Linked DNA regions of Homo sapiens: regions 1, 2, 4 and 5 are each linked to region 3. Evidence: chromatin loops called from intact Hi-C (ENCODE). Cell type or tissue: GM12878. All regions are shown on one strand. Region 1 has its middle 160 kb from the start of ZNF608. Region 2 has its middle 170 kb from the start of ZNF608. Region 3 has its middle 260 kb from the start of ZNF608. Region 4 has its middle 190 kb from the start of ZNF608. Region 5 has its middle 81 kb from the start of LINC02240.

Region 1 (4,000 bases), 97 kb before region 3:
CAGTGGCTCATGTCTGTAATCCCAGCACTTGGGGAGGCCTAGGCGGGCAGATCCCTGAGCTCAGGAGTTCGAGACCAGCCTGAGCAACACGGTGAAACCCGTCTGTATTAAAAAATACAAAAATTAGCCAGGCTTGGCGGCGGGCACCTGTAGTCCCAGGTACTAGGAAGGCTGAGGTGGGAGAATCTCTTGAGCGTGGGAGGCTACAGTGAGGTGTGAACACGCCGCTGCACTCCAGCCTGGGCAACAGAGGGAGACCCTGTCGTGAAAATAAATGAAAATAAATAAATAAAAAAATAAACCAGCTTGTGTGCTGGCACAGAACGATAGACCAATATTGCACAGAGTTGTGACTTGGATGATAAAGGTGACAAAGTAAAATGCCTGTAAGAAAGGGTGATTTCCTTATGACATGATCAGTTAGTTACAAGCCCACCAGGATGTTTCCAGAAGAGTCGGGCAACTTGTAGGCATTCTTTTTGATTGTTACTTACTCTTTTTTTTTTGAGACGGAGTCTCGCTCTGTCGCCCAGGTTGGAGTGCAGTAGCGTGATCTCGGCTCACTGCAAGCTCTGCCTCCCGGGTTCACGCCATTCTCCTGCTTCAGCCTCCTGAGTAGCTGGGACTACAGGCGCCCGCCACCACGCCTGGCTAATTTTTTTTTGTATTTTTAGTAGAGATGGGGTTTCACTGTGTTAGCCAGGATGGTCTCGATATCCTGACCTCACGATCCGCCCATCTCGGCCTCCTAAAGTGCTGGGATTACAGGCGCGAGCCACCGCTCCCGGCCTGATTGTTACTTTCTGATGGATTACTTTTGTAATACTGGAAATTTCGTGTATATAGAGGTCCATAACATTTTTGGCCTGTTTCCACTTGTAAATAAGATTTGCAATCTGACCATTCAAGCCGTGCAAATTCTGTATAATAATGATTTTAATTTAATGCCCAGATTCTTCATTGCTTTGGGAATACTGTTCTTGCTAATTGGAAGGTCATTATACCATTACATATATATTATTCCTCTTTCCTATTGTAGCTGATTCTCTCCTTGTGTATATTATTTTAGGAAAGAAACACTTGCAAGCAGGAAGTAAGCAATTATTTCTTTTAAACTGTGACAGATTTTGTATATTTAATTGTTAAAATTTCAGATAATGGTATTTCTTTTAAGGTTTGGTGTTTTATTTTTGCATTTAAAAATAAAAATAAGACAATTAGGCTAAGTTTATAAAAGGAAAAAATGTGATATCTTGCTTTCTCAAATCTCTTTTGCTAGAAATTATTTTTAACAGAGACATTTGGAGAAAGAGCTCTTCCCAAATATAAAACTAAAATATGAACTGTTGACATTTCCTCCACTCCTCCTCCCCCATTTTCTACGGAAATATCATTTATAGGCTGCTGGAAGCCAGCTTTTAGTCACAGTGTTTTCAATAGTAGGAATGATTAAAACACACTTATTGCCTTGGTCTGCTTTATCTCTAAACTGATAAGATTTCTGAAAGCTATTTAACTGTCATGTGAATCATTAACTTCATTATGTTTACGGAGAATATGTTATCTCCCCTGCTTCTTGGGGACATGGATCCTTCATCAGCGACCTGGATGGCGCTGAGTGTGATGCAGGTAATGTACCTGCACAATTTACTAGTAGCCGGTAAGAGTTTCAAATCAGGATGTTGATTATAGTGTTGTTCACTTAATGAACTTCCATGCACTGCTTCCTGAAAACCCTTTTATGGTTTCTGTTGGCTCCATATGGCATTCTGATGAGCTTACACTTCTCCTTAAGTGCTTCTGTATCAGAAAACAAGAGCAAAGCTGAAACAAAGTGAGTCATCTGGTTTTGTCTTTGCTTTCACTGCATGAGATAATGTGGAGGTGTTAATTACAAGACTTCACTGAGTCTTGACTAATAACAGTGTGCAAACAAATGTATGTCAGGCTCAGCCACAGAAAAGCTTCTACTAATAAGGTAAAACTAGCAATTAGAGCTGACAATGAAGTAATACTTTCCGTTGAATATTCATTAATGACGTTCTTGTTTGGGAGAAGGGAGGCTTCTGATTGTTCAGATGGAAACCTAGAATAGGTCATTTCTTTTAAATGAATTAAACACTGTGTGGTGAGCCAGTGTACTGGATTAATTCCCTTTTGTACTAATGCACTGACCCTTTGCTTCAAAGGCAGAGCCTGGATGGCCACTAAGATTCTTCAATCTGTGACCTTGGCTTAATAGGGACAAATTGAATTTCCCACAAAGAGAAAAATGATAGTGACCATAGAACATCACTAACAATGTGCTGGAAATACTACATGTTTTATTGAAATTCTTCACTGCAGCTCCTAGGGTTGTAAGAATAAAGACTGTGATAACCTCACCTAACCTAACTCATATCACTTAGTCTACTGTTCTCTTTCCACTCCCCTCCCCTTCCTTTCCTTCTCTTCCCTTTCCCCTTCCATTCCCTTCTTTATTTTTCTTCCAGAAAGCAGTTTGACATACATGGTATAATATGAAATACATTTGGTCTGTGTCCCTGGTTTCTGCCTAGAGCTCCTAATCCCCCTGGCATTTCCTGATAGGAGTATCTTTCGTTGTTCATAATAAGCCCCTTTGATACTTCCTGAGTTTATGCTAATGATTACTTAGGGTAGGGCCCCTAGATGGCCTCAGGATGGGGCCAGATACCAGAAAGACCAGGTGATTAGATAATTAGGGGTTTGGAACTCTCAGCCCCACTCATGTATTATGTATCTCTGGGAAGGAGAGGGCTTGAGGTCAAGTTCTATAAAAACTCTTGAACAACACGATTTGATGAACTTCCAGGTTGCTAAACACGTGGAGGTGTTCATGGAAGCTCCATGCCGCTTCCCCCGTACCTCGCCCTATGGATCTCTTCATCTGTCATTTCATCTGTATCCATTATAATAGCCTTTATAATAAACCAGCAAATATAAGTGTTTCCCTGAGTTCTGTGAGCCATCCTAGCAAATTCATTGAACCCAAGCAAGGGGTTGTGGCTATAGCCAGTTGGTCAGAACTATGAGTGGCCTGGACTGCTGATTGGCATCTGAAGTTGGGGGCAGTCTTGTGGGACTGATCCTTTAACCTGTGGGATGTGACATTGTCTCCAGTTAGATAGTGTCAGAATTGACTTGAATTAATAGAACTTCCAGTTGGTGTCCAGTGGAGAACTGCTTGGTGTGGGGAAAAATCCTCACATATCCAGTCACAGAAGAGTTCTGTGTTGAATGTGTTAAAGTGTACCCGCAGCTGACAGACAAAATGGACTCCCTATAGCTAACTGAGGTGCTCAAAATTAAAACAGAATCAAGGGGCCATTGCTGGGTGAGGGTCACATACTCTGTGTTCTTAGAAAGATGTTGTGAAAGTGTCATAGGACCTCCTTTTCTACAATCAAAACAAACCAGTTACTGTTGTCCTGTATTCCATGCCAAGATAAACTGTGGCTGGAACCCTCTCCACCCCAACCTCCCATAGCTAGAAATATCTGACAGAGACTTCTTTGGGGCTTGGAAACCACACCATCAGGGCTTGAATATTTTGACCAGTCAGAACTGAACAAGTTTGAATCCTTCATTTGCATAAAATAGACCTGATTGAGAACCAGGGTGAGAACGTTCCCTGTTGAAGCCGGACCTTCCCTTTGATCTTTGGAGAGCACACTCTCACTTGTACTGAAGGCTGTGCCTCCCCAATCTGCAGATTATTGTTATAGAAGGTACAGCTTACCCTTTTCCTCCAAAGATCTCATGATCCTTTGTTAACAAGTGTGAGGTTAGAGTAAGGAAAAATGGTTTGTGTTTTTTCTTTTACAATGTTTCTTTGAGCACATGAGAGCCTCTGCTTTCAGACCAAAAAGAAGCCTTCCAGACAAGGGAATGTTAGGCATCTGTGGCTCTTTCATACGTGACATTGTTTCTGAAACGTGATCACAAACAAGTTATACTATCTGAATAATGTATGTCGTTT
Region 2 (4,000 bases), 85 kb before region 3:
GTATGCTTTAGAGCCTCATAGGGCACAACAGAGAAGTGTTTATTTCACGAGAGGTTACATAATAGCCACACTTCTCATTCTGGTAGAAAAACAGTTACTGGCATCTACTATGTTGTAGGTCTACTGGAGGAAGGGAAAAGACAGAAAACCTACTGTCTGAGATTTTATAATCTAGCAGTGGGGAAGACAGCACTTTTGCTGTGGAAATAATTCATAATCAAAAAGTTTTATGTCCATAGAATACATTATTCATTTGAGTCCTTAAGAAATTGAGAGCTGGTTGTGTTATTATAAAGACCCTCCATGCTAATGTGGTAAAATGATTTTAAAGATCTAATTTGCAAACAGAAGAGCAAGAATTGCTGAATAATAATGACACTTATCATTGATGAAAAACCCACTCTGAGTTTCTTACTTTACAGATATCTTTTCTAAACTTCCTATGGACCCTGCACAAACGGAATTATTATTTTCATTTTGCAGAGGGAGCAACTGAGGCTGTATAAAGTTAGTGACTGAGTCAGGAATCAGACCTATGTCTCCCAGACCCCAAGCACAAGTCCTTTGAACCTCTGAGCTATAAGGCTTTGTAATCCTGATGAAGGGAAATGGAGATGGGGAGGGGGTGAAGAAAATCTTTAAATTCTTTTTTTTTTTTTTTCCTCTGCAACACTTTAAAAAGAGACAGGACAAAAGAAGAATGCATGTTCTATATGCACATTTCTTTGCAGCCCTCTGATGAAGTACCTCAAAAGCTAAGCTCCCATCAATCCTGGAGAGATAGAATCAGCAGAGCATAGTGGCAGAATGAATGGTTTAAAAGGAACAGCAGCGACCAAAGAACTTTTTATGCAGAGAAACCCCAAATCTGGGGCAAAGCCCTCCTGTTCATTTTATCTCACACAAGGTAGGTAGTGCTGCCTGTCAAGGTAATGCATTACTACACTATTTGGAAAAACTACAGTTCTAATTAGATGAGCAAATAAATGTTCATTTCAATTTATTAATATAGCTGTAGGCCTTGTTACAATTTATCTCCCGGTTTTGAGACCAATCCATCTCGAGCTGGGAATCATTGTGGTGAAGTAACGGGTTTTAATAATGGATACAGGCAGTGAATTATTCAGGCAGAAGGGAGCAAGCCTTGATGCCTTCACTCACTTCTTTAATTAACTGTGAGATGCTGACGAGTCTGGGCTGTCTCGAGGCTTTCTAAGTTTGTCTGCATCAGAACTGTGAATTTTTCTTGGGCCATAGATATGTTGTGCTTTCAGGTCTATGCATAGCCAAGAAGTGACACCAGCTATCATATTCTCATTTTGTCTTCTTATATTCTCAATTCTGTGTCTGCTTAAATATTATTTTCCTGCAACTTCTTGAGCAACGAACATTTTTCTTGACAAAATGAACATCTTTGCTCTACTGCACTTCTGGATAAGACTTCAACACATGAAAATCCAAGATATTTCAATTCTCATATAAGTTTGGGAACTAATCAATAAACCACAAAATCCAGTTCTAGTCACTTCAGTCCATTTAGCTTGTTTTAAAGCCATTTATTTTCATGGCTTAGAAATAAATAAGCTGCTAGAAAAGAATTTTTCCTCTCCATTTGACATAGCATCAAACAAATAAACAAAACTAAAACTCTTACTAAAGGCAGGTTCCATTATTTGTGGAGCTTTGCAGTCTGCCCAAGTGGTTTCTGTAAACAAAACCTTTTAGGGCTTGTCACTAAACAAATGGCAGAATATGGCTGTGTACGTTGAATTTTCTTCTTTGCCTAACACAGATCTTCTAAGTAGAAAGTGCATCTAGCTCACAGTCTTTGCTCCAGTGTTAATCAATGGTTTTTGCTGTGAACACATTAATAACATGCTTAGATAATTGATTCCCCTTAATCTGGACGTTCTACTTTGCTATTACCTGTGACCATGAAAGTTAAAAGAAAAGTGCACATAAGCTGTTTGACAGCAATTTATTTATGCTGTGACAAGATAGTTCCTCTTTCAATTTTGTCACATCAGAGAGAAAGTAAGAATCTGGGGGAGGTCTGAGCTCACCACTTCTTGGTAGAAATTGAATCACTTTTTTCTATAAATCAAAAGTCATGTTAAAAGCTCTGTGAAGTAAACAATGATGTATATGAATTAGCAGCACAACCATAGTCAATACAAATCAAAGTGGCTTTATGAAGGTATTGATGTTTTCAGCTCTTCCTAAGGTTGAATACATTTAAGCGTTTATTCCCCAGGGCATTGTTGATCCAGATGAATGTATTCACTTTGAAACGAGACCATAGTCGCCGCTAGAGACAAAACTACATACACTGACCCAGATACGGTTCTTCCCCAGACCAAGTGACCCCAGCTGCAGCCGGAGTGCTCACAGTAAACTGAAATTACATGAATGACACCCAGGGAAAGACGCTTGTATTATAAAGAGGCTACATTTCTATTTGGTTTACTGATGTATTAATTTTTCAAAGTTTGGAATCTCTTCAAATACAAGGTAAATGCATTTTCTAAGAATTTGGCCCAGTGGCACTCGTCTGGATGTGATAACCTGTTTTTCCTGTATCATGATTTAACTTAAACTACTCTTGTAAGTGACTGATTCTGTATCTTCAAGTTACATTCATACATCCTGTGACTGGATATTGACGAATTCAGTAGGTGCCACAGGCATATCTTGCTTGTCTGAAAGGAAAGTTAATTTTATACTAAGATGCCACCATTAAAATAGATAATGAAAGCATTGTTAGGATTTACCAGATTAGCTAAAGCAACAAAACATCAGATTGTAACTAGATGACCTCGGGGAAAAACACAGGATGTATATTTCCACAAAACATCCCGCATCATTTGACATATTCAAAGTAAAGGTAAGCCATGTATTTTGGCCTTTATGTTGTTCACAGAAGAGTTCTTTGCACACTGGATATACATTGGAATTCATCTTCCTTTTCTTCTTAGTATGTTAGAATATCTATGTCTTCAAAAGGGTCAGCCTCAAATGAGTGAGCCAAAGGCACTTACATGCAGACCAGTACTTATTAGAAAGAACTGAGAAATGAAACATAAACTGATAAGTGAGTGCAAGTCATTCATCTTTTTAAAGCCCATAAAAAGAGAATTGTAAATTAAAATGTCTACAATAGGTTCAACACCTCTCTCTCAGCCCCTCCCTTTCCTTTGTCATGCTACAGCATTCAAGTGTGGGAATGTTTCTCTGAAACGTGTAAATCACACATTTAGTCATGCCATACCCAGGAGCACCGTACCGGGAGGAACGGGGAGGAAGGCCAAGGAAATTAAATATGAGTCCAGCAGTTTGTTAATGAAACATTTACACAAGCAGTTTATATGGTTGTAATAAAAAAGGGGGGCCTCTTTCATCGCACCTTTTCATTACTTAGCACAGTCTTTAAGAGGATTAATGTGGAAGGGGGGAAAAGAATGTGCTTATCAGTTGAGTCTCAGGATTGGTAATGCTGAGTTCTTAATAGATTGCCTCTGGATTTAGGATTACTGTGGTGCAAATTCTTCCAGGCTTTCAATAGAATAGAAAGCAGTTTGTTTTCCCCCCTTCAACGAGAAGGGCTATTGACTTGGTGATGAAATGACCTAGGACTCAGAGTTTATTCAAACCACTGCCTCCTGTTTCTGTCACTTCAGGGAGATTTATTTATTTGTTTGGGCTACTGGTAGCCAATGCATCAAAATATGCACTAATTCCACCACTACTGTGATTAAGAAGCAGCTAACAATGCAAGTTTAACAGCAACCAGCTGACTTTTATGATGCTTGTATTAAGGATCTAGTTTTCAAAAGGAAACAGCAGAGAAGACAAATCTATTTTTTGGACACTGTCAATTCCCTGCACCTCATTTTCTGACAGGTTTCCTAACAGCTCAGATAAACTACATATTTTGGAGGACAACTGAAGTGAATAAGTGGCCCTTTTAGTTTTCTGGGGAGTTAGAGGCAGCTTTTGTTGG
Region 3 (4,000 bases):
TTTCTTCCTATATTTTCTTTGAGTAAGCAGAAAAAAATCCATCAGTACTTACATTTAGGCACATATCAAGCTCCATTGTTTACTTTAAGAATTAGAGTATAAATGAACTTCTTTCTTTTATATAAATGCACATATTTTTACACTGAAATCTCTCAGCTAACTCGTGACACTTGACATTAATCACATACATAGATCAACAAAGACTTTGCTTTCATATAGAAAGTAATTTCAAACATATTTCTAAATTATGACTTGTTATTGCAGTCAATTTAATTATCTAGCTAATGACAATGTATGTTCATAATCAAAGTAGTCAAAAATACCAAGTTTAGTAATTAGACCATATAATTCCTTAACAACTCAATTTATAATGGAAAAGTACAATGCTTTTAGACAATGTTCTTCAAATACTCCTCTATATTCAGAATTAGGAATTCCACAGTGTATTCTTTTGACATTTAAAGCTGGAGATGGAGTGTTTAGGTTAGAAGCGTAGCTCCCTCCTGTATTCTACCTGAAATTGCTTGTAAGTCACATTACATTCTAAATCCATTTCCCCTCAAACCATGCTGAGGGTATAACATTTACTCTCTGTCATTAATGTTCTTTTCTGTAAGACATACCAATATGAATTGTAACACAATGAAACAATTAATCTTTCTTGGGCAATTTTAATGATTCTATAATTATAGAAAACTATAGAAAATCATGTTTTCCCGTTTATCAACTCAGATACTCAGTGACATTTCAATGCCAAAGACAAAAAAAAAAAAAAAAAAAAAAAAGGCGGGGTGGGGGGGGGAAGGGGAGAATCTCCTGTATTTTCATTTTAAGAGTATCATACTAACGGAAATCTATAAACTAAACATAGATAGTGTCACAAATGCAAACTGACACATGGCATAACTGGTGGCTGTGCAAAAATCCAGCCGGAAAAGTACTAAAATAGGCTAATTTCATTTCTGCCAGCTGCCTGCCTTTCCATTCTTTATCTCAGCTATTAGGTTTGAATAAATTTCATCTCCCACACTACAAGTAATGAGCAGGCAATGACTTATGAAGCACCGAGACCAAGTTAAGACAGAATTAGAATACAATTTTAATGAGACGGAGCTGAGAAAGTGGAAGTGTTACTCCTTTGACAGACTTGGCAAAATACCCAATATTATTTCAAATGCTCTTTCCTTTTTACAAAGAAACTGTCAAATATTAAAATAAAAATTATAAAAAATAAGACTGAGGAATTCTTTAGGGGCAGATTGTTAATGTGATTGTAAGCTAAAAATAGTTATTAGAGAAGTCATTTAAGGAAGAGAGCAAATGTGACTTCAATGTAAACATATTAAATATAAATACTCCTCTGAAAACAAACAACATGCTTTGGTTTCTCTGGGAAAAAAAAAAAGCAATTAACATTCAGGTAACATGCATCTCTTTGAAATGAGGTCCAGAAATTGTTGGGGGAATGGAGAGTAGACAAATATTTTCTTTGTTAGCACTTAATTGGAAGTCTATAAAATAATGTTATTATATGGCTTTGAAATACACTCAAAATAAACTGGTGTAAAAACAAGATAAACTCAAGCATGATTTTTTTTTAACATCCAACGTTCAGTACACCAGGTGGTGGGGGCAGTCCCCTGGAAGCATAAAGGGAAGTGGTCTTTGGCTAATAAGGAAGGTTTGCACCACAATAAAAGCATTTATTTTCACACTTAAAATCATGGGGAAGGTGTTCAATGGAAAAACCCAAATGCCACAAAATAACAAGAACAACTAAAATTGTTAAGGACTTCAAACTACCAAAACTAATGAAAGGGATTTTCCAGCCTGATGCCCCCACTCATATTAGGTAACGACGTCCCATCCTCCTTAGATGCCCTGTGCCTTCTCAGCTAAGCTGAGCTGAGGTCTGGGCCAAATTGAGCAGCACAGCAAGGCTACTTATACTCTACACTTTAAATTAATTCCTCCAAACATCCCCCAAACAGTTACTGGAGGCTTTTTTTCTCCCCCTCCCCCCACATACCCCTTACTGTTTCTGTCTTTCGTTTAGTGATTACTTCCTGTCGGTTTTTCTAGTGCCTAAAACATATGTGATTTGCTGCAGGCAGTCAGTATTTATAAGGAGAGCCTCACAGCAGGTGCCACTTACAAAAAAAGGCCCCTGTGAGCATGAGTGCACAAGTGTTATCCCATGACCCAAGGGTCATGCTGCTGTTCCTACACAATGTTTAGCAAAGGAAGGTTCTTTCCATCAACAACTGATAAACAGTATTCGTCTGATCGGCCAGATTTTTTATGAAATGATAAAGCGAATGAATATATCTATGCGTCTTTAAAAAGATACATGCATGCTTTCAAAATTATATGTAGCTATTCTGACTCTGCGGTCAACAAATGACCAGAAAAAAAAATCTAGTAATTTTTTAATGCTGATGGGTAATTTCACTCGGTGCCCCCAGTCTTCCATGCCCCAAATTCACTTCCTTGACTTTGAAGTCTGGGTCCCTTAAAGCTGTGAAATTTCCTGGATAACAAACAATGCTAAGAAAACTTTGTTTTGAGAAAATAGATTTGATAGCCATGGGACCTGTAAATGTAGTTTGCTTTTTACATCCAATAACAGTGACCAAAAAGGGGTGTGCTACCTTTTCCCATAAATGTTTCCATTCTTTAAACAGCATGTTAGAAATTCAGTTAAAGGGATTTAATGGAGCTAATTATAGTTGGTGAACCTCTCTAGCTTTCTTCTTGTTTTTCCCCCTGAGAGTTGTTCAGCATCACCCACTTGCAATGCAAGCTTTCCTTAGCCTGGATCTGTCCAGTGATGCTCCCTATTCCACGGGCCCCCATCAGCATATCTATTGTAACTTATTGTGAAAATCAGACCCAAGAAATCCAAAGAAAGCCCAAGGCAATACGGGGAGTTTTAAAACTGTTCTCCCAAGTATGATCAACAAATCACATTTTGGTGTATTTAAGGTAATCCTTTTGGGAGGCCTAATTAAGTTGGTAGGAAAATTATGTGATATCTATTTTATATTATAATATTATATAAAATATAGGTTATATATTCCAAGGTTATATATTATATAGGTTATATATTACAAGGTTTGTCATGTTTTATATATGAAACATGATACAAAATTGGAAGATGTATTTCCAATTCATGAAAGAATAATGAAAGAAGACAAAAGAATGAAGCTTTAGTTGTCTACCATGTTATACATTTACAGTATGCATAGGGGAAAGGTCACATTGTCAGTTTATATCCAACAAAGATTACTTAAGAAATTTGGATTTTCACAAATAATAGAGTCTTATGCTCCCATCTCCCTGTTACCAGCCACCACCTCCCCACCCCTCAACAACCTGATTTCTAAGTAAGAACCCTATTTAGTCCTCAATAACAGAATAAGAAATATTCTTGGTCTGTCATTTGGTCAGTGTCAGATACTAATATGGCAAAAATTAAAATGCTAAGTACTGCTTAATTTCCAAAAAATTTTATGAATCTTGCTCACAAAATTCAGAGGTGGACCTCGGATATGGCCTTGGACTTGGAAGATGGAAAACACACTTGTAATTCTCATTGCCCCTGGTTGTAGGTACTATATCCCATCTATTCCTTCTCCTTTAACTCCTTCCTCCATTTTGGTGTTTTAATTTTTCCCACATGGAACCTTGGGCATACTCCCATTGTGACAGGTACCTTTGTATACAGGCAGCTTTCTCACTAGACTGTTAGATTCTTTTCTGTGCCTAAGAATTAGGATATTGATGATTGGTTGCTGAAAGGATGGATTATAAGATAATGACTAATGCAGTTCAGTGATGGGTAGATGGTCACTCAAGAAGGCTGGCTTAGAGTCCTGGGGACCGGGGTTCATAGAGAGTCGTCATAGAGTATGACAACCATCATAGAGTATGAAAGCTGGCAGGAGAAACTAGTTATACTTCTCTCCTTCAATTTCACTTTTGACTTTCCAGAATGGTG
Region 4 (4,000 bases), 71 kb before region 3:
GAAGGACCTATCAAACTTCTAAATTTTTTTTTTTTTTTTATTAGATGGCGTCTCGCTCTGTCGCCCAGGCTGGAGTGCAGTGGCACGATCTCAGCTCACTGCAAGCTCCACCTCCTGGGTTCAGGCCATTCTCCTGCCTCAGCCTCCCGAGTAGCTGGGACTACAGGTGCCTGCCACCACACCCGGCTAATTTTTTGTATTTTTAGTAGAGATGGGGTTTCACCGTGTTAGCCAGGATGGTCTCGATCTCCTTACCTTGTGACCGCCTGCCTCGGCCTCCCAAAGTGCTGGGATTACAGATGTGAGTCACTGCGCCTGGCCCAAACTTCTAAATTTTTAAAGTTAACAATTTAATTTTGACTGGTGAGTGTTAAGTTAGAGGCGTCTCACACATGCTTAGCAGGAAGGTAAATTTATATTTCTATAAATAAATTTGGCACCAGGCTTCAGGAGGTGCACAAATTTATTTTCTTTCTTTTTTTTTCTTTTTGAGATGGAGTCTTGCTTTGTTGCCCAGGCTGGAGTGCAGTGGCGCTATCTTGGCTCACTGCACCCTCCACCTCCTGGGTTCAAGTGATTCTCCTGCGTCAGCCTCCCAAGTAGCGGGGATTACAGGCACGTGCCACCATGCCCGGCTAATTTTTGTATTTTTAGTAGAGACAGGGTTTCACCATCTTGGCCATGCTGGTCTCAAACTTCTGGCCTCAATTGATCCGCCCACCTTGGCCTCCCAGCATGCTGGGATTACAGTCGTTGAGCCACTGTGCTCAGCACAAACAAATCTTTTACTCAGTAACTCTACTTTGAGAGTCTATCCTAAGGAAATAATCAGAAATGTGGACAAAGATATATGTGTAAAGATATTTATCCTAGCACTATTTGTTATATTAAAACCCACAAGCAGCCTTAATGCCCCAAATTAGGAAAACAGTTATATAAATTACATTGAATGTATGTGATAGCGTAGCGTATAGCCATTAAATGAAAATGTGTGATAAGCCTTTCATGCCAAGAGGTTACGCTTAGGAAATGTTCAATGAAAGTGAAAATAATCATACATCGAGTAGTACCTCAAATATGTAAAAATCCATAGAAATATGTGTAGAAGAAAATATGACAGAAACATAAATATTGATTTGATGATCCTTGGTTGGGTGATTTATGTTCTTCTTTTAACTTTTGAATTTTACAAAGCAAACATTCTCGGAGTCATCTCAAGTAACATTGCTGAAAGGTTTTGTTGACTTCAGGGAAGGTGCTGGGTTATGGGCTTCTCTCTGTGTGCTCACTGCATTTTCTCAGTGCCTGCCTATCTCATCACATTTATTGCATCGTGCTCGACTTTCTCTGTGTATGTATCTGCAATGCCATTCTGACACTAACTACCTGGAATTAGGTCAAATTGCGGAAGTTGAGGGTGTAGTCCACCACGAGACTTCTCTCACTTCAGACACCAGCCACAGGCTCTGGGCTTTCCAGCCACCTGCACTTCTAACCAACTGGTGACAAATTTAGGCATTTCCACTACTTCCTCAGGCTCTATACTTTCCTAGAATAACTCACAGAATTCCAGAAAGTGTTACACTTAGGATTACAATTTTATTATAAAGGACATGAGTTGCCAGGCACAGTTGCTCATACCTGTAATCCCATCACTTTGGGAGGCTGAGGCGGGTGGATCACTTGAGGCCAGGAGTTTGAGACCAGCCTGGGCAACATGGTGAAACCTCATTGCTACTAAAAATACAAAAATTAGCCAGGTGTGATGGCACACACCTGTAATCCCAGCTACTAGGGAGGCTGAAACAAGAATCTCTTGAACCCAGGAAGCAGAGGTTGCAGGGAGCTGAGATGCGCCATTGCACACCAGCCTGGGTGACAGAGTGAGACTCCATATCAAAAAAAAAAAAATATATATATATATATATATATAAAGTCAAGACTAGCCAAATGAGAAGAACATATGTTGAGATCTTAGAGGGTCCCCAACACAGAGCTTCCATGTCTTCAGGATGTATCACCCTCCTGGCACATCAATATGTGTCACTCACCTGGAAGCTCACTTAAGCTTTGGGTGTCCAGAGCTCTTACTGGGGTTTCATTCTATAGGCTTGATTGGCTGAATCACTGGCCACATGATTGAACTCAATCCCTAGACCCCCCCTTCCCTCCCCAGAGGCTGGGAAGTCACGTTGATAACATATGGCTTGAAGCCCCAACCCTCTAACCACATAATTTTTCTCTCCAGCATGGAAAGCCCCCATGCTGAAAATACCTAGAACTATGAGTCACATCATTAGCATAAACTCCAGTGTGGTCAGAGAGGTCTACCATGAATAATAAAGACGCTTCTATCACTTGGGAAATTCCAAGAGTTTAGAGGCTCTGTCACAGGAACCAGGGGCACAAGCCAGCCAAATCCTCCATTATACAACAGTGTATGTTTCATCCATTGGCTGTGCCCCCAAAATGGAGAAACCATGCCTGGTACCCCAGCAGATCTTTTCTTTCAGTTAATTTGGCAACATAAAAAACTTTGCCTAGGCCAGGCACAGTAGTTCACGCCTGTAATCTCAGCACTTTGGGAGGCCGAGGTGGGCAGATCACGAAGTCAGGAGATCGAGACTATCCTGGCTAACAAGGTGAAACCCTGTCTCTACTAAAAATACAAAAAATTAGCCCAGCGTGGTGGCGGGTGCCTGTAGTCCCAGCTACTCGGGAGGCTGAGGTAGGAGAATCGCTTGAACCTGGGAGGCAGAGCTTGCAGTTAGCCGAGATCGCGCCGCTGCACTCCAGCCTGGGCGACAGAGAGAAACTCCATCTCAAAAAATAAAAATAAAAATAAACAATAATTTGCCTAAAGTCTATTAGTGTGACTTTCACTCTGAGTCCTAATGTGGCACTTTTCAGCTTCAGTGGCCTTAGAAGGTCACGTTGTAGGACTTAGCAATGCACCAACATTCTGGTCCTTTTAAAATGTAATCCATCACTGAGAAGAACAATAAAACAACAGCAAAAACCACAAAAACGTTTTTGCGTTTATCATCTTTCTTTTCCCTTGATTATATCTATCAAAACCATTAGCTAATTTTGAATTAATAAGGAAATTAATAGAAAAAAATATTAGCTTAGTGCAAGGAAAGGCCACAAAGAGAAATGCACGGATGGCAGTGGCATGGCTGTGTTTATGAATGTCTAATTCTGTCAATATTTTGTTGTCAATCTCAGGATGGCCCAAGAATTAGTTTTTATAACATCAATATAGTATTTGGTGAATCTGACAAATTAGTTGATTATATTTATGCTTACTCTTTTATTCCAAAAGCTAATTGCGTCTAGTAGGTGATATGATTAACGTTTAGGATCGCCTATTTAACCTAGTCCTTCAAGTCTTTGTTAATTTGTATTTCATAATTTATTAGATTAAAACCAGGATGGCTGCCTAGAGATATTATTTTTCAACTTCATAGGACTATGTATTAAAATTTTAGCCACTCAAAATTGAGTCAACTTTTTTTGAGACAAAATATTTTATAGACAGGCATACCTCATTTGATTGGGCTTTGCTTTATTTTGCTCCACAGATACTGTGTTTTTTTGACAAATTAAAGGTTTGTGGCAACCCTGTGTTGAACAAGTCTATGAGCGCCATTTTTCTAACACCATATGCTCACTTTGTTAGCATTTTTAGCAATAAACCATTTTAAAATTAAAATATGTACATTGTTTTTTAGACATAATGCTATGGCACACTTAATAGACTGCAGTATAGTGTAAACAACCTTAATACGCACTGGCACCCAAAAAATTCATGTGGTTGGATTTATTTTGAATTAATTAATTTATTGAGACAGGGTCTCAGTGTGTCACTCAGGGTGGAGTGCAGTGATGCGATCACAGCTTACTGCAGCCTCAACCTCCCAGGGCTCAGGTAATTCTCCCACCTCATCCTCCCGAGTAGCTAGCCTACAGATGTGTGCCACCAGCTTGGCTAATTTTT
Region 5 (4,000 bases), 410 kb after region 3:
GTAGAGAATAAAACAAACAAATCCACACAAACACACAAATCTAGTTTCATGCTAGATGTATCTGTTGTGAAGCAATATGTTGGCTGAATAGGGAAAGTCAGGTGAGTTAAAGTCTTGTGGCAGCCTGATTTAAACCATGGCTACACAAACCAGAGCCCTGTCCAGATCTCAGGAAAGTGAATTATATATAATAACACTTACAGTTTCCTACTACTATTAGATTTGCCTTCTTACATAAATGCTTAAGTTATGATAAAAAACAGGGCCATGTCAGTTCCTTTCAGTCTCAGCACATTTGCTATTAGCATAAGAAATGCTGCTTATGGCAGAGCTAGTCGGGCTTGAAATTTCTGAATTAATGGATTTGATTTCCTCTTGAGACAAACCATCAGCCTTGCAGTAATGGAAATAGATATAGTTGGTAAAACAAATAAAAAGCTGGCATGCAGATAAAATGGGTTTCGGTTTAAAATAGTAATGTTGTAATTGAAGTGAACAATTACAGGGTTGCTCCTAGGCACAAAAGAAATACCATGAAAATGAAGTAATGTTTTTGTTAAGTATAGTCATTTCATGAAAATGTAGAGCTGCAGATGTCATTGTCTGCCAAAGGGAAAACTATACTTATTCTTCTATACAAAGATCATTTAATAACATTTGGCTAATTTTAATAATAATTGCTAATATTAACCCTATATTTCACTGGGAGTTTGAGGACAAAGGCTCCCTCCCCCGCCCTGTTCTTTCCCTGTCTTGGTAGTGAGCCAGGGAGAGCAAGTTCCTGTAAAAAGCCATTGGCAATGTGCTATCAAATCCCCACCCCCAGCAGCAGTCTACTCTTTTTTAATGTCTTATTTCTCTTTCTTTGTCAAGCATCTGTTATCAGGAATGGAGCCTGTTAGCTGGCAATTGGAGGTGCAGGAGGAACTGGAATAAAGAGGGGAAGGAGAGTGGGAACGCCAGGCAGGACAGGAAAGTGGGCTCTGGAATGTTCACATTTGATCCCCTGCACATTCTTTCTTTTTTTTTTTTCCTTTGGTCTGTTGCAACTTGTCTGTGAACCATACGAAATTCAGAATAGAAACTTCCATTTTTAGAACTTGAAATCTTTTCATTTTCATACACACACAAACGGAGGCAGCCAAGGCCACAGGATATCACAAGAAACATAAGTGTCTCATTGACTCTGAAAAGACAGTGACACAAATACACTTTCACAAAATGCTCAGCTGGGTCCCAGCCTGCCACTTGGCCCTTTCTCCCACTCCTCCGTTTCATTGCATTGAAGGAAGAGACATGCACTGTGTTTCCTCCTCAGGTTTTAGTAATTAAAACAATATTGTAGCTCTTTGAAGTTTTATTTGGAAATATACTGCGCTTTGTTCCCTCCAATGCTGCCTGGCTCACACAGCCTATTTGGCGCATTTGGCATCTCTTTATCCAAGGGAAGCGCTTTTCCCGGGGTTGGTATTTTTTTTTTTTTCTTGGCATCACAGCATTGAAGAAGGCACAGAGGAGTGAGAAAATGAAAGTCCCCCTTAACAAAGGATTGAGCTGTGACTTCTTAAGAGAAAAGGTTAAATTGACTGGCTGCGTGTCTTGGAGTGAAACAGGAGAAGGGCTGCTTCCCTTTTTACTCACCGCCAGTCAGAATAATTCATTTCCTAAGGCAGCCTACCTGTGACAGTCACAGGTGACCTCCCAGCCTGCTAAGCTCGGATGATTTCCCCTTCCCATTGCCCGAGTGCAGCTCCTGCCAGAAGACAAATGTACTGCAAGTCGAAGACATATCTGTAGTGCGGAGGAAAAGCAGCCTGTCTACATATGTCATTTTAAAGCCTCGCACGGAGATTTTACTGCTTTCTTCACACTCTCACACTTACATAAATACACCCACACAGTACAGGCAAGTTCCCCAGACTCCCAAGCGTTTCTCTCCCATTAGGAGACATTTTAAAACAAATTAGCACCCTCCCCAAAAGCCTATTGGCCTAAATGTGTTTATTACTTTGTTTGCTGTTTTAAAAACTCTTCCTAAAGGCGTCAAACGAGGCTGGGGAGTTCCTACAGAATTAAGCACACCCTTCGTCTGTTGAGGAATATACACATTCGACAAAGACTGAAATCTCTCTTTTTTTTTTTCCTCTTGACACAGCGGCTGGTGACACATAAATGTACTTTTTTTCCTTTGACAGAGTAATAAAAATCTCATTATCTCTGAATAGGCAGCAATTTCGTTATCTAATCTTTTTACCAAAAGGTTAGTTAATTAATCAGAAACAAATCCTGATGATTATTTCAATAGAATTAGAAAGACAAATCACCAGAGTACAGCTAAATAGGGCAGGCCTGCGGTTTCACCTGCTCATTGCCATGCAGGCCCCGTGACTGTCAGGGCTCCTCCAGGCAGACAGCCTCCGGAACAGCAGCCAGCAGATGGCTGCGCCGAGCGGCCAGCCTGCCTCCGCTCCAATGCCTGTGATCCCATTACCTCACTGAATCCGTTACCAGGGTAACTGTTAAATTGCTGTGAAAGGCATGGTAATAAAGTAACCTGTCACATTGGCAATAAAAGGAGCAGAATTTTCCTGTTCACTGAACTTTGCAGCTCATCAATACTCACTTGATGGAGAAATTCACCACTACTCCTGGGTCAGCCACAGGAATCTTTCCATAAGGCTTCTGAAATGCAAACGAAAGTTTATGTAAACACAAGAAAAGATAGAATTAAAAGCTGGATTCTTAGCTGCACAGAGCAAATGCTTCTTTTTCTGTGCAAGGGCTCTGGGAGCTTGAAGAACATCAGATTGCTCCCTTTGTTTTTGTTGTTTTTTAATTTAAAGCATGCTAGATAAAAATAACCTTTGCTGGGGAAAGACAGCTGTGATTAATTCAAGACTGGGAAAACAAAGCACGAGGAAAAAAATCCTTTGTTCCTAAAATCTGTCTTTCTTTTTTTCAGATGCTATCTTACTGGCTCTTTTTATTAAAGGGTCAGGGTGCTTTAAAAAATGATTTGGATTTGAGAGTTTTTTTTTTTTTTGTTTTTTTTTTTAAGAATGGAGAGCCTTGGTTTTCATAAGCATAAGGAGTTGAAAACAGCAAGCCCCCTTCTTCCAGCCCACCCCAACAGTTAGGGCTCATCAGTTCTAACTGCAAAGAGATGAATGTGTTCTGAATGTATGGTGTGGTTCTGTCTCCCCCTCCTTCTATAAATGCCCTTCAAAGATTTCTATGTCATGGACTCTAGTGGTGACGCTACCAGGTATAAGATTTACTAGAGTTAATTGAGTGGGGTTCTTTGAAGTAAGAAAAGAGAATAGCCAAATGCTTTCTCAGTATTAAAGAATAAGCAATAAGTTGAAAACCCTATTTACCTCAATTACATTTTGCAGCCAGACCTACAAACATACATGGAAAGTGGGAGTGGGGTATATCTATGCTGCCCTCATTACTAGGCATTTGCAGACTTCACGCTTTTGGCTCCATTTGGTGCTGTCATTAATTAGTCAGTATTAACCTTAGAATACTTTAGAGCTTGCCTATTGAAATAACTTTGGGCACACTCCTTTTTCTCCCTCCCTCCCTTTCACTTGCAAGTGCTTACAGCTTGTTAATAAAAAACTGACAGTATTTCTTTGACCAGCCAGCAGCAGACATAAATCGTACTTCTAGTTGTAGCTGCAACCCATGAAAAGAAATGCCTCCAAACAGGAATTGTCCTCATTACAGGCTGCCCAGCATGGAATTACTGCAGAGCCTCACTGGCTGGCCACATCAGATAGAGCCTTCGACTGGCATCTTAGACAGGATAGAGCTTTTAGGAATGAGGTGGCAATGTGCTACACATTAAAAAGTAGATGAGCTAGTTTTCAGTTAAAATCAGGAAAATGAAGGCTATGGCTTCATGGTATCCAAATTTGTTTAAAAATGGAAAATATTTTCTATCCTGTTGAAAGCAATTCTTAAATATAAAGTCACAACACACACATATATGCAT

The links. Hi-C counts contacts between places; a loop is a spot of excess contacts. Peaks named below come from ENCODE experiments on the same cell type or tissue, not always from the same donor. Only the 100,000 strongest peaks of a DNase experiment are listed, where the experiment ranks them.
Region 1: it touches region 3 in a loop (2.9-fold over the local background); 7 of 110 quality-filtered maps call a loop at or near these places.
Region 2: a loop joins it to region 3, with 2.8 times the contacts of the local background. A loop is called at or near these places in 8 of 110 quality-filtered maps.
Region 4: it touches region 3 in a loop (5-fold over the local background); 4 of 110 quality-filtered maps call a loop at or near these places.
Region 5: a loop joins it to region 3, with 4 times the contacts of the local background. A loop is called at or near these places in 4 of 110 quality-filtered maps.

Annotation. Positions count from the first base shown.
Region 1 is chr5:124,907,248-124,911,247 of GRCh38, forward strand. No RefSeq gene overlaps it. Among named protein-coding and RNA genes, the nearest start is that of ZNF608, 160 kb to the left of the region's middle. RefSeq lists an enhancer at 3,729-3,778. In GM12878, no CTCF peak of the experiment used is centred here; a DNase peak (open chromatin) is centred at 1,894; H3K27ac peaks cover 521 bases.
Region 2 is chr5:124,919,216-124,923,215 of GRCh38, forward strand. No RefSeq gene overlaps it. Among named protein-coding and RNA genes, the nearest start is that of ZNF608, 170 kb to the left of the region's middle. RefSeq lists enhancers at 2,201-2,290, 3,966-4,000. In GM12878, a CTCF peak has its summit at 2,289; a DNase peak (open chromatin) is centred at 2,138; H3K4me3 peaks cover 1,659 bases; H3K27ac peaks cover 3,017 bases.
Region 3 is chr5:125,004,444-125,008,443 of GRCh38, forward strand. No RefSeq gene overlaps it. Among named protein-coding and RNA genes, the nearest start is that of ZNF608, 260 kb to the left of the region's middle. RefSeq lists a silencer at 2,129-2,178. In GM12878, no CTCF peak of the experiment used is centred here; DNase peaks (open chromatin) are centred at 1,748 and 1,968; H3K4me3 peaks cover 1,036 bases; H3K27ac peaks cover 2,069 bases.
Region 4 is chr5:124,933,826-124,937,825 of GRCh38, forward strand. No RefSeq gene overlaps it. Among named protein-coding and RNA genes, the nearest start is that of ZNF608, 190 kb to the left of the region's middle. RefSeq lists an enhancer at 2,085-2,484. In GM12878, no CTCF peak of the experiment used is centred here; DNase peaks (open chromatin) are centred at 1,416, 2,256 and 2,906; H3K4me3 peaks cover 385 bases; H3K27ac peaks cover 2,481 bases.
Region 5 is chr5:125,410,488-125,414,487 of GRCh38, forward strand. No RefSeq gene overlaps it. Among named protein-coding and RNA genes, the nearest start is that of LINC02240, 81 kb to the right of the region's middle. RefSeq lists an enhancer at 1,179-1,678. In GM12878, CTCF peaks have their summits at 1,746 and 2,451 (motif pointing right); DNase peaks (open chromatin) are centred at 1,144 and 1,684; H3K4me3 peaks cover 1,457 bases; H3K27ac peaks cover 2,678 bases.